Linked DNA regions of Homo sapiens: region 2 is linked to region 1. The links are chromatin contacts, found by Hi-C or POLR2A ChIA-PET in ENCODE. All regions are on one chromosome and are shown on one strand. Each heading gives the region's core, a stretch centred on a gene start or an enhancer-like site at or near the end of the contact. The rest is flanking DNA. Distances are from core to core; before and after follow the strand shown.

Region 1 (4,254 bases), core at 1,009-3,508:
AGAAGGTGCAGAAGATGTGGAGTAGTGCCAGCCATCTGCTTGTATTTTACAGATGTAATCTTAATTTTTTTCAGCATTTTATAAAGAAAGGCCATTCGAATACCAAAAGAATAGGAAAAGACACAATTTCAAAATAAAGATCAACCATTGAAATTGGATAAATTTAGCCTTATGAAATACTCAAACAATTTTTTTTTCCCCGTTTCTCTGAGGACCTACAGATGCAGGTATTGTTTTGCAAACCAGCTTTGAGAATCACTGATTTGTGGTATTATGCATGTATCCTTTGATGTTGATACTATTAACAAATGAGCATCATATCCTTAATCTTGCAATAAGATTGCGATTAGAGTCTAAACATGATAAACGAAAAATTAAAGTAGGCCGTGTGTCATTTCTGGCCTAGAGATACTTCATTTGTTTCTTTTTTTTTTTTTTTTGAGATGGAGTCACGCTCTGTTGCCCACGCTGGAGTGCAGTGGCCATCTTGGCTCACTGGAATCTCTGCCTCCCAGGTTCAAGTGATTTTCCCTCTTCAGCCTCCTGAGTTGCTGGGATTACAGGCGCCCGTCACCACACCTGGCTAATTTTCATATTTTTGTAGAGGGGGGGTTTCACCATGTTGGCCAGGCTTGTCTTGAATTCCTAACCTCAAGCAATCTGCCCGCCTTGGCCTCCCAAAGTGCTGCGATTATGGGCGTGAGCCACCGCGCCTGGCCCGATACTTCATTTCTTAAAAAAAAAAAAAAGACTGTGTGTGCCAGGTGCAATCAGAGGACACATATGGTACATGTGTAGTTGTAGTAAAGCTTGAGAGTCATCGTAGTAACTACTTTGCAGACATTCTCTATGAAATTTTAAAATGTTTTTGAAGTAGCCAAGCTCTAAGTTTTCCTAAGCAAGTTGATTTGCTTTGTTCTTAGGGAAGAATATAGTTTATGTTTTAACTTTTGCATATTCCCTTTCTCCCCACCATCAGTGCTAAAGCTAAGTGCACTATAAATTGTTTGATAAAAGCCATTCAGGGAGCAGGAGGCAAGGTGAGGTACTGCGATGACAAAGGGAGAGCTTGCTGAGTGCCTGGAGACCCAGGGCCCGGGGGTCACTAACATTAGTGAGACTTGTCTTGAATCACTGTGCCGAGACAATGCATACTTGTGCTTTGGCAGAGCATTGAGATGCACTGAATCATTATCAGTGTCATTAAGGGCCTTCAGAAACGTGTAAGCGATCTTTATAAAGTTTTGCCTTTGAGTATTACCTGAAAAGTACCTTGTGTAGTTTGACAGTATTAGTCAAAGATATCAAATGTCCTTTGTAAGATTCTGTTGCCACTTTAAGGACCAGTATTATTAACCGCTGATTACTTTTTCCGTCTTTGCCAAGTAATTGTATAGGACTTAATCTTTATACCAAGAAGAGAATTTTAACATGCATAATCACTTCTCAGTGCTTCCAGTCTGCTTTTAGTATTAGATAATAGTGTCCTATTTTAGTTGCCTGATGTGTCTGTGGTTTTAACGTGATTATCTTACCCTGAGGGATGGAGGAAATCAGTGAAAAGTTCACTGCTGCTTTGTGAATTAAGTTATGCCTTGGCACGAAGTACTGATCATTTTGGCATTCAAATACGGCATTAGATCACCTTGCCTGCAGTTGGGGAATGTTCTGAAAGTGCTACCTAACACTGCAGGATTCTCCATAAACTTGAGCTGGTATAGAAAATGATGTTTATTGTATCCTCTTCTCAAATATCTTGCCAAGTTACTGTCATCAGACTCTTTATTGATAGAAAATTAGTTAGGCAAAAACCATTTTCTTCTCCTTGCATGGCAGAGGTGATGAAATTTATGAGAAAGTACATATAAGGGAAGGTTCGAAGTGTTGATTGTGAATATAAGCCCTGGCTTGAAACAAAGAATTCTTGGCTTGTATGGTGGAATGTTTTGTGTGTTGTTTTCTTTTCAATCTCAGCTCTTGTATGTGGAAATAATGAAATGAATATTTGCTATGAGTGTTGGTTGGGGTTTTTTGTTACAGATACTAAGAGTTATTCTAGTAGTGTAAGCAGCAAGTGATTTATTAAGGGTGATAGCTAGTTTAGCAGATTGGGCAGGCTGACAAAAGAGACTGTACTCTGAGTTTCTGGGAATGGTTGCCAGTTCTGCACTGTGGAACAAGCCTGCTGAGGAGCTGCTGCTACTGATAAAGTCAGGGTGCTGCAAACCAGGAACCCAAGCAAGACTCACCCCCCTTCTTCCACTTTCCCTACATAACACCGTTCTGAAGGAGCCCCATGTGGTATGTCTGGTTGGTGGAACCTAATTAACATGTCTGCTTGTATACCCCCAATTTGCTTATTTGCTTTCTTTTTTTAAATTCTATATTGGGAAGTGAGGTTTACACAGTAAGGAAGTAGTGAAAACATAACAAAGATGATTTGGGGCTCCATGAATAACAGATACTTATTACAGTATCAATTTAAAATAATATAATGTTAATTATAATTATAAGCAGTATAATAGTAATCAATAATATAAGCTTTTAAGTGAAACTTTTAAGGAAACCTACTATTTAAAAACGTACTTTTTGGGCCAGGCACGTGGCTCATGCCTGTGATCCCAGCACTTTGGGAGGCCGTGGCAGGAGGGTTACTTAAGGCCAGGAGCTCAAGACCAGCCTGGGCAACATAGCAAGACCTTGTCTCTACAAAAAAAAAAAAAAAAAAAAGCACACCTGTTGTCCTAGCTACCAGGGAGGCTGAGGCAGGAGGATCGCTTGAGCCCAGTTCAAGGCTGCACTGAACTATGATGGTGCCACTGTACTCCAGCCTGGGCAACAGAGTGAGACCATGTCTCTACAAAATACAGCAACAACAAATACTATTTCACTGAGGGATATAAAGAATATTTTATGGTTGTGTTACTTTAAAATTCTATTTAAGCTAGCAGGGGTATGTTGATAGGAAAGCCAAAGACAGAGAAATTCCAGGGTTTTTTTTTTTTAATCCTTGGTGAATACCACTGCAAGTCAAGACCCATTCTTGTGAATTTGTTTTTCTGATCAGAGAGAGTTGAGACTTATGAATCAGTTAGTATAAATTCATTAGTTATTTGAAGAATATTGAAGAATGAAATTAATATGAATCTGATGGTGGGTTAGCAGAATTACAAATCATGACATTATTATAATTTTAAAAAAATTTTATGTGTTAGAGACAGGGTCTTACTCTGGTCTCCTAGGGGGAAGTGCAGTGGCGTGATCGTAGCTCACAGCAGTCTCAAACTCCTATGCTTAAGCTTAGGTGATCCTCCCCTTCAGCCTCCCGAGTAGCTGGGACTGTGTGTCACCGTGCTTGGCTAATGTTATAATTTTTAATAGATGGCTATTTATCTGAAGTTTTTTTTTGTGTGTGTGTGAAAGAGAGTTAGCCCTATAAGGAACTTCGAAATCACATGGTCCAACACCCTGATTTTTATAGTTGAGGAAACCAAAGCCCAGGGGCTGAAGTGATTTGCTCAAGACTGTATAACTGGTTGGTGGTAAGGCCGCCTGATTTCATAGCCTATTCATTTCCCACTAAACTCTCTAGGAAAGCACAGGTTTCTCCACACTGGGAAAAGCTCCTGGATTCCCCATACTGGGATTTGAGCCCTGACGTAATAGTCAGGATGTCTTAGTGGAGTTGTTGGTTGATAACACTGGTGCTCTTTTGTTTTTTTGAAACAGGGTCTCACTCTGTCACCCAGGCTGCAGCGCAGTGGCATGATCTCCGCTCACTGCAATCTCTGCTTCCTGGGCTCAAGCGATTCTCTAGCCTCAGCCTGCCAAGTAGTTGGTACTGTAGGCATGAGCCATCAATGCCGGCTAATTTTTGTTGTTGTTGTTGAGACACAGTTTTACTCTGTCACCCACGCTGCAGTGCAGTGGTGCCATCTTGGCTCACTGCAACCTCTGCCTCCTGGGCTCAAGCAATTCTTGTGCCTCAGCCTTCCAAGTAGCTGGGATTACAGGTGCACACCACCATGCCCAGCTAATTTTTTTTTGTATTATTAGTAGAGACGAGGTTTTGTTACATTGGCCAGGTTGGTCTCGAACTCCTGACCTCAAGTGAGTGGTCCACCTTGGCCTCCCAAAGTACTGGGCCATAAGCCAGTGTGCCTGGCCTCTATTTTTTGTATTTTTGTAGAGACGGGTTTTGCCATGTTGCCCAGGCTGGTCTTGAACTACTGAACTCAAAATGATCTACCTGCC
Region 2 (4,254 bases), core at 837-3,336, 170 kb after region 1:
TTTTTTTTGTTTTGAGACCGAGTCTCGCTCTATCGTCCAGGCTGGAGGAGTGCAGCAGCACAATCTCAGCTCACTGCAAGCTCCGCCTCCCAGGTTCAAGCGATTTTCGTGCCTGGGTCCCCAGAGTAGTTGGGATTACAGGCGTGAGCCATTGTACCGGCTATTATCTTTCCCTTTTGAATATTAAAAGCAATTCCAGCATCTTAAAAATCTCAAGTTCTGTGGGTGTGTTTGTTCAGCACTCCATAGTGTGCTGAATATTCATAGATTTTACTAAGTAAGATGATGCAGTATCAGATATTGGAATCATATTTTTGCATTTTTTTCTCCTGAGAACTGTCTCCTCAGATCTTCAAGTTAAGGAATTTAGAAATCGAAGCTTATTTATCTAGCTTTAAATTGCATTGGGTTGAACAGGTTAGTTGTGTCTTGTAGTGAGTAGACTACATGATTTTTGAGGTCTGTTTAATAATTCTATTTTTCAGCTGGGCGCAGTATCTCACGTCTGTAATCCCAGCACTTTGGGAGGCCGAGGCAGGTGGATTACCTGAGGTCAGGGGTTCGAGACCTGTCTGGGCAATATGGTGAAACCTTGTCTCTACTAAAAATACAAAAATTAGCTGGGCGTGATGGTGCGCGCCTCTAGTTCAGCTACTCGGGAGGCTGGGCAGGAGAATTGCTTGAACCTGGGAGGCAGAGGTTGTAGTGAGCCAAGATTGTGCCACTGCAGTGTAGCCTGGGTGACAGAATGATACTCCATCTCAAAAAGAGAAAAATAATAATTCTATTTTTTCCCCTTTTTGTTTCAGCTTTATAAATAGCAGTCCAGGGCAACAGTACTTGATAAAAAGGTATTTTGTTTGTTTTGGTTTGTTATGGTCAGCTCTACAAAGATGCATGTGACCTTAAAAATATTTAGAAATATTATAATACTACAGACAGGCCGGGCGCGGTGGCTCATGCCTGTAATCCCAGCACTTTGGGCGGCTGAGGCGGGCATATCACCTGAGGTCAGGAGTTCGAGACCAGCCTGACTAACATGGAGAAACCTCGTCTCTACTAAAAATACAAAATTAGCTGGGCGTGGTGGCACACGCCTGTAATCTCAGCTACTAGGGAGGTTGAGGCAGAAGAATCGCTTGAACCTGGGAGGTGGAGGTTGTGGTGAGCCAAGATCGCACCATTGCCCTCTAGCCTGGGCAACAAGAGTGAAACTCCATCTTAAAAAAAAAAAAAGAAAGAAATATGATAATACTAGAGACATTTTTCTCTAATGTCTAATTTAAAAGCAACTATTTACCTTAGAAAGGCTGGTTTGCCTCTTCTAGAACAAAGATAAGACCTGTGTAAGTTATACAGCTATTGTATTTTAGTGAAATTTATTGTGCACTTAACCAGGTTTTTTTTCTAATTTTATTTCAGGTTATACCTTATTGGTGTGGACGTTGTCTAAATTTCGGTAGCCATGGCACAAGAATATAGTAAGTACTATGCCATACTTCCTATGACCTACCTGCTTTACAAAGTGTTGATTTTCTGTGTTTAAATTTCTGATTAGAGAAATGAAAACATAGAAACAAAATTTTAAAAAATCTACTTTTCTCAAAGAGATGAAGTCGTTTGTCATCTGCTTTTTGAATCTATAGCTTTATATACAAATACAGTGTAATAGTGATTTATTTCGTATTCTGATACAGTATTGCTCAGGCTATTGCCTGTAAATAGTACTGACTGAACATTAGGGTTGGATCCATATCATGCGTTGCATCTATTCCTCATGTTATGGGGTTGAAGAACTGACTGCAGCTCGCCCTGATTAGGAGCAGTCTCATTTCTGCCTTGTCCATGATTGACTCATGAACTCTGGCTACATCAGTGAGTGCTGAGTGTTACCTGGCCAGGGGGATGGTTTCAGAGATGGTCCTGTAATCCTTTTCTACCCAGCGTGGCTCCAATGTGGGTTTGCCTGGAGCTTCTGGCAGAAGGCTTCTCATGGTTAGGACAGAGCTGCCTCTTACTTCTGGATGTTGTTGTGCGCTGGTGTGAGGTCTGGTGTAGCTGCAGCATTGTGGCTTCCGGACTGAGTGAGAAGCCACACAGGGTGGAGGACGGAGTCCAGAATCACAAGGAAACCAGCCCTGAAGCTTGCCCTTTCTCTGACGTCCAAGCATTTGAGCCAATACATTTCCTTTTTATTTAAGCCAGTTTGAGTTAGGAGCCAAAACAGCCTAAGTGATTCACTTAGTCTCCATTTTATTTTTAGTAATCCATTAGTTTCTCCCTGGGGAAATGTAGGAGTAATTGCAAAGCAAGGCAAAATAATACCATTAAATTAAACTGGCAGAGTGTGTTGGTGTTGACTGGCATACTCTTCACTCTTAACAGTTAGCAGGTAGTGATTTAGTATTCAAAGACATGAGAATAAAATATATCACTTTCAGATTCTACCCCACCCCCACACCCCCAGAAGGTTTTGCGTCCTGATCGACCAACTTGTGCTGTGAATGCTAAAAAGGGTCTTGGATACTGGCAGACTCATCCCTTTGCATAGGTAGGTGCATATTTGGCAGTGCAGACTTGTTCTTTGTGTTTTCTTAGAACAGTCTATACCCTTCTAATTCCTTGTTTTTGTTCTTGAAAAATTAGTAGGAATATTTCAAATATAAAAAGCATATAAGGCATAACACAAATATCCTTACCCCAGCTCCTTTTTGATTAGCAGAAAAACAAAATCCATGTTACCTCTCCTCAACACTCTATAGAGAAATCGAATGTTTACCAATTCCATTGAACATTAAAAAACCCAGGATATTTCTCTCTAACAGCAGTTCCCTTTCTTAATCCCCAAGAAGCCACTATCCTGGTTTTGGTCTTTATTATTCCCATGCATTTGTTTGTGTTCTTCCCACATAGTGTATTGTATGATTTTTGGATGCTTTTTAACTTTGAGTAAATGTAGATGCTATGTGCATTTATTACTCAAAATCGTAAGGGAGTTTAGAATAAATTGAGGATCGCTGAAAGAGGCTATAAATCTGTTCTTAGGTACTTGTGAAAAGATCTATTATTGGGTATCCTAGTGATCTGTGATAGAATGTTTTAGGTTTTGAATGGTCAATGAGTTTGAACCAACATGCTGATAGCTTTCTGTCTTATCTACTAATACGAAGCACTTTTCTCTGGTAATTGGCCTACCATTGAGTTCACTCTCTGTATCTACTTCTACACTCCTGTGCAGGTGTGGAATGTGCAGGATACTTATAGATCAATTGTGTCATTAATGAGGTTTTCAGAGTGTGTTGGTTGCTGTTTCATTTAAATAGCTCTATTCATTCTGTAGTCCAAATGATGCTTCTGGCATCATTTTTCTGCATTGTGAGAATTCGCCATTATGCCTACAAAATTTACTTCTTTTTTTTTTTTTTCTAAATTTGTCAGTTTGTCACTATGTTACTTTGTACTGGTAGCAGTAGTACAGAAGAGGGGTCTACTCCTAAGAACTGGCTGTCAGGTTGCACCTCGAAATAGTACTGTGTATCAGTCATCTGGGAGCCTCCTTGGAAATCTTTGTTGTGCCTTTATGTCCCTTGTGACCCAATATTGGGTCTTAGGGATCATTTTCTATCTTGTTCTTGTGTGAAATGTATCTTTTTTTTGTTTGCTTTTGCTTTTGTTTTTGTTGTTTTGTTTTTTAAGACAGGGTCTCACTCTGTTGCCCAGGCGGGAGTACAGTGGTGCAATCTCAGCTCATTGCAGCCTCGACCTCCCAGGCTCAAGTGATCCTCCCACCTCAGCCTCCCAATTAGCTGGGAATACAGGCATGATGAACCACCAGGTTTGGGTAATTTTTTGTATTTTTTGTCCGCCTCAGCCTTCAAGAGTGCTAGAATTACAAATGTGAGCCACCATGCCTGGCCTGAAATGAATCTTAAGTCATTTAAATTTTGCATTCAAAAAACTAATTCCCTTACTATTGGGGGAGTCCTGTTACCCTTTGCTCTTGCTTGGAATGTTGCCTCCATGAAACTGAATAGTCAGTTCCATTCAAAAATCATTAATCCTTTCAACTTGAGAACCTAATTACTGATAAAGTATCAGAGAAAAATTTACAACAATATAATTTCTGTTTTGTTTTTTTTTCTGGGTGCCATTTTTACTTAAATGTTTAACATTTGAAAAAAAGTGAACTCAAAAGATTTTTTCCCCTTTAATTTATACATATTATATCCATGTTACAGGAAGGAAAACATTAAC

The links. Hi-C counts contacts between places; a loop is a spot of excess contacts on that map. ChIA-PET counts read pairs that join two places held with the same protein, here RNA polymerase II (POLR2A). Pooled maps may share reads with other maps.
Region 2: a loop to region 1 is called in a pooled map of posterior vena cava, with 2.4 times the contacts of the local background. The contact joins two enhancer-like sites. A Hi-C loop is called at or near these places in 2 of 37 single-sample maps with no recorded cell type and 3 of 50 pooled maps. POLR2A ChIA-PET finds 5 or more read pairs at or near these places in 4 of 52 experiments (GM12878, activated B cell, activated CD4-positive, alpha-beta T cell and 1 more).

What each region holds. Positions count from the first base shown.
Region 1 is chr14:71,353,858-71,358,111 of GRCh38, forward strand. The region is part of intron 2 of SIPA1L1 (signal induced proliferation associated 1 like 1); the gene reads left to right. Among named protein-coding and RNA genes, the nearest start is that of SIPA1L1-AS1, 34 kb to the left of the region's middle. Within about 2 kb of position 2,259, at least 13 of the 41 ENCODE cell types and tissues checked have a DNase peak (open chromatin) inside an H3K27ac peak, as active enhancers do.
Region 2 is chr14:71,527,890-71,532,143 of GRCh38, forward strand. It overlaps SIPA1L1 (signal induced proliferation associated 1 like 1), which reads left to right. Exons shown (of 24, transcript NM_001386936.1): 4 at 1,423-1,481. Among named protein-coding and RNA genes, the nearest start is that of SNORD56B, 130 kb to the left of the region's middle. Within about 2 kb of position 2,087, at least 6 of the 41 ENCODE cell types and tissues checked have a DNase peak (open chromatin) inside an H3K27ac peak, as active enhancers do.